Linked DNA regions of Homo sapiens: region 1 is linked to region 2. Evidence: read pairs that join two places in POLR2A ChIA-PET (ENCODE). Cell type or tissue: OCI-LY7. All regions are shown on one strand.

Region 1 (2,500 bases), 280 kb after region 2:
CCCGCCTCGGCCTCCCAAAGTGCTGGGATTACAGGCATGAGCCATTGCACCCAGCTGTTTCTGCAGTTCTCTTACTGGTCGGACCGGCTTCTCCTCTTCTGGGGCGAACCCCTCAAGTCTTAACTCCTCAGAGGGGTCAGAGTAAGATTAAATACCAATTGCCCAGGCTTCATCGGCTTTTCTTCCCTGCCTCAGTTTCCCCACTGCCTTACTTGTGTTTCCTTGGATTACCTCCCAAATAAACTATCCACAACCAAGTCCTTGTTTCAGGGTCTACTTTGGGGAAACCCACACTAAATCTAAGTCTCAGACGCTGGGGAGGCCCTGGTTCTGTGTCCACTCCTGAAGCTGGGGTCTGGGGTCAGTTCCCCTCTGCCCTGGGTTTCAAGGCTCCAAGATCTCAGTTTGCTCCAGGTTTCTCCCTACATAGATGTCCCAAGAGCCCTCCAAATATAACATCTCTTGGCCGGGTACGGTGGCTCACGCCTGTAATCCCAGCACTTTAGGAGGCCGAGGCAGGCAGATTATCTGAGGTCAGGAGTTCGAGACTAGCCTGGCCAATGCGGTGAAATCCTGTCTTTACTAAAAATACAAAAATTAGCCAGGCGTGGTGGCACGTGCCTGTAGTTCCAGCTACTTGGGAGGCTGAGGCGGGAGAATTGCTTGAACTTGGGAGGTGGGGGTTGCAGTGAGCCGGGATTGTGCCATTGCACTCCAGCCTGGGCGACAAGAGCTAAATAATGTCTCCAAAAAAAAAAAATACATATATATATATATATTTATATATACATTTATATATATTTATATATATATTTGTATATATTTATATATATTCATATATATTTGTATATATTTATATATGTATATATGTATATATTTATATATATTTATATATTTATTTTTATATATTTATATATTTATATATATAAATGTTTATATTTATTTATAAATGTTTATATATATAAACATTTATATATTTCTATATATAAACATTTATATATTTCTATATATAAACATTTATATATTTCTATATATAAACATTTATATATTTCTATATATAAACATTTGTGTATTTCTATATATAAACATTTGTATATTTTTATATATAAACATTTATATATTTATATATATATATGTAAAACATCTCTTAAACCTAACTCACTGTTTTTCTCTTTAAACATGTTTTCCCCCAGACATCCTTCTTCTGCCCTCACTCACTCCCCGGAGGAGCCACATGTTCCTCTCTCACCTTTGCTCAGCCTGTTCCTCCCTCTTACCTTCTCCAGGAAGGTGGGGATGCTCTGGGCCTCCTGGTTTCTTGGTGAGGGCAAGGAGGGCTCTGCAGCTCCCCCAGTCCCAAGGGGCTGTCAGGACAAGGTCAGCCCAGTAGAGGCAGCTAATCTGGGCTTGGGGAGTTGGGACAGGGGAGCTTACACGCACAGGCTCACACAGTGCATATATACACTGTGTACGTGCCCATCTGCGCATACATGGGTGTCTGCACGCATGTACAGGCACACATGGGTGTGTATAGGCACATACAGCACACAAGAGGATGTGTGTGCACCACGGGCATGCATGATCACTCACAGGTACACATATGTCTAGCTGCAAACAGATCCCCTGGGAGAACTTTGACCAGCCCAGCGATGGGTGTAGTGAGCTGTGCAGGGAGATTGGGGGAGAGAAAAGAGAGGGGAGGAGAGGGGAGGGAATCCAGGAGACAAGGTGGGTGGAGAGGTTGGGTTGCAGTTGGGAATCCCAGGAGCTACACTGGCTTCAGTTCCCTTCCTGGGAACTCAGTGTCTCCCTGGGGCTCTGCCCACCAGCAGAGGCATTTGGGGTCAAGAAAATCAATGCCATTCTTTTTGAGTGATGGGGTCAGCTGGTTGTCGGTGGACACTGGGGTTATGTAGATGCATGTCCATCTACTTGGGCCAGACCACGCCATGGCCTCCCACAGCCTCTGTGCAGTGACCATGCCTGCAGGCAGCGGGGTGGAGGACCCTTCCATTGGTCTCCCGTGTCCCTTCCTGAACCACTGGCTTCACCTTCTGTACTCCCTGCCCAGCGCCTGGCCTGACTCCTACTGATAGCCTGCCCCTGGCTTTGGCTCCCTCCTTGACCATGATTCCCACTCACCCAATAATTAGCTTGTATCCCATTAACCTTGACCAGGCCCAGACCACATCCCAGGAGCTGGTTTCTGGGTTTGTCTAGGACCACTAGTGGGACCCAGGCTGGAAGAAGTTCTCATGCTTATGGGGACAGAATTAGGGAAGGAATTCAGAAAAGCTGAGGCAGAGAGAAGCCATTTATAATTAATAGCTCAGGACAAAACTGCGGGCAGAATTAGACTGAGTTTTGTTTTTTGTTTGTTTGTTTGTTGTTTTGAGATGGAGTTTCGCTCTGTTGCCCAGGTTGGAGTGCAATGGCGCAATCTCGGCTTACTGCAACCTCCGCCTCCCAGATTCAAGCAATTCTCCTGTCTCAGCCTCCA
Region 2 (2,500 bases):
AGAAATGAATGGAAGAGATCAGAGGACAGAAACCATGACAGAAAGAAGACTAGAAACTGTGCCCTGTTGGGGGAATCTTAAGTGCAGAGAAAAGAGGCCTGGGAGTCACACAGTCCTGATGAGCTATAATGGGAAGGAGGGAAGCAGCAGTTAAAATTAATGTCATTGGATAGAAGACAGAGGGAAATGCTCATGATAAAAGTGGACCTGTCTGTTGTCATGGGCATAAAGATGGGTTAGGAGGCCGGGCGCGGTGGTTCACACCTGTAATCCCAGCACTTTGGGAGGCCGAGGTGGGTGAATCATGAGGTCAGGAGTTCAAGACCAGCCTGGCAAAGATGGTGAAACCCCGTCTCTACTAAAAATACAAAAAATTAGCCAGGCATGGTGGCAGGCACCTGTAATCCCAGCTACTTGGGAGGCTGAGGCAGAGAATTGCTTGAACCCAGGAGGCAGAGGCTGCAGTGCGCTGAGATCACACACTGCACTCCAGCCTGGGTGACAGAGAGCAAGACTCCGTCTCAAAAAAAAAAAAAAAAAAAAGAGTTAGGAGGCTCTGGGAAAAAATGCCTACACCCTATCCCTCAAGGCTTCAGAGCAGCGTCTGGACAACCAGTCATCGGGAGTACTCATAGTTCAAAAAAGTCATACTAAACAAACGCATTTACCTCTGTTCCCTCCCAAAACCCACTAAGACAATATTATCAAGAGATCTGGGGTGTGTGTGTTTTAAGCACACAGACAAAGAATACAAGATGCAACAGCTACAAAATTTTGGAAGCTTGGAAACAGATGGATAAGTAGTACCTGGTTGGTTGATCCAAGAAGGTGGAATTCTAATCTGGGTAGGCAAGGCTGAGAAGGAAGCTGTCCCATGCTGCAGGCCCAAAAAGACTTAGGGGCTGGTAATAACAGGTGCTGTGGAAAGTGGATGTAAGTGGTAAAAAGCCTATTTTAAAAAGCAGAACTGGGCCAGGTGTGCTGGCTCATGTCTATAATTCCAGCACCTTGGGAGGCCAAAGTGCCTCCCAAAAGGGTGGATCACTTCAGGCCAGGAGTTCAAGACCAGCCTGGCCAAGCCAGCAAAACTCCGTATCTACTAAAACTACAAAACATTAGCTGGGCATCATGGCACACACCTGTAATTCCAGCTACTCCAGAGGCTGAGGCACGAGAATCACTTGAACCCAGGAGGTGGAGGTTGCAGTGAGCCAAAATTATAACACTGCACTCCAGCCTGGGTGCTAGAGCGAGAGTCTGTCTCAACAACAAACACAAAACAAAACAAAAAGCAGAACTGACTGGATTTTTTTTTTTTTTTTGAGAAAACAATCTTGCTCTGTCACCAAGGTTGGAGTGCAGTAGTGCGATCAGCTCACTGTAACCTCAAACTCCTGGGCTCAAGAGATGCTCCTGCCTCAGCCTCCCAAGTAGCTGGGACTACAGGCGTTTCACACCTGGCTGATCCTTTAATTTTTCTGTAGAGAGGGGGTCTCACACTTTGCTGCCTAGGCTGGTCTCAAACTTCTGCCTTCAAGAGATTTTCCCACCTCGGCCTCCCAAAGAGTTGAGATTATAGGCAAGTTACGATGCCCAGCTCTAAATGATCTTAAGGAGAAACTGGACTTTGTGTTTTGCTTTGAGGAGAAAAGGGCGACAGCAGTGTTGCATGTGTTTTTTAAAGTGTTATTTTGTAGAGATACATAATGAAATATTTATGGATGAAATGATATGATGTCAAGATTCACTTCAAAATAATATGGATAGGGGAAGGAAAAAGCAGGGGGCGGTTTAGAACAAATTAAATTGGCCTTAAGCTGGTAATTGTTGAAACTAGCTAATTCTACTCTTATTTCTACTTTCTTATGTTTAAAACTTTCCTATTAAAAAAAAAGCCAGATCCCCCTTCCCAATCTTGGCAGAAATCTGGGGGTGTATTCTCTCGAGAGCAGTATGGCGTGTGGACTAGAAAATACCAGGCACAACTGAAAGTGAGAATACCACACTGAGAATAGGGACACTGATGTTTACTTGCTCAATGTGTAAGACTCAATCTTCCCCCAGGTTTCCCAGAATGCTGGCAGCTAGCCCCATAGCCTCATACCCTTCAGGCAAATGACTGGAAAAGTATTCTCTGGGGAACCTGGTAAACTCAGGGAACGCACCTATAGCCGCCAACACTGGGGATCTCCCAACGAAAGGGCCAGCCAGTTCATCTCGCTGTGAGTCCACCAGTTGACAAGCCAGACACAAAGAGCAACCAGCTTTTTAGTCCCCCATTCCTTAATGAGTGGACAGCCCAGGCCACCGGGACATTTGAGTAAAGCCTTAACATAAAACTCAGAAAAAGCAACTAGGAGAGGCCAGATGCGGTGGCTCACGTCTGCAATCCCAGCACTTCGGGAGGCTGAGGCCAGCAGATCACTTGAGGCCAGGAATTTGAGACCAGCCTGCCCAACATGGTGAAACCCCGTCTCTACTAAAAATACAAAAAAATTAG

Evidence for each region. ChIA-PET counts read pairs that join two places held together with the same protein. Peaks named below come from ENCODE experiments on the same cell type or tissue, not always from the same donor. Only the 100,000 strongest peaks of a DNase experiment are listed, where the experiment ranks them.
Region 1: POLR2A ChIA-PET joins it to region 2 with 7 read pairs; 4 of 35 experiments call an interaction of 5 or more read pairs at or near these places.

The regions. Positions count from the first base shown.
Region 1 is chr17:4,403,897-4,406,396 of GRCh38, forward strand. No RefSeq gene overlaps it. Among named protein-coding and RNA genes, the nearest start is that of SPNS3, 29 kb to the right of the region's middle. In OCI-LY7, no CTCF peak of the experiment used is centred here; a DNase peak (open chromatin) is centred at 1,455; H3K4me3 peaks cover 624 bases; H3K27ac peaks cover 713 bases.
Region 2 is chr17:4,125,703-4,128,202 of GRCh38, forward strand. All of the region lies in intron 1 of ZZEF1 (zinc finger ZZ-type and EF-hand domain containing 1), which reads right to left. Among named protein-coding and RNA genes, the nearest start is that of ZZEF1, 16 kb to the right of the region's middle. RefSeq lists enhancers at 876-965, 1,366-1,415. In OCI-LY7, no CTCF peak of the experiment used is centred here; a DNase peak (open chromatin) is centred at 959; H3K27ac peaks cover 386 bases.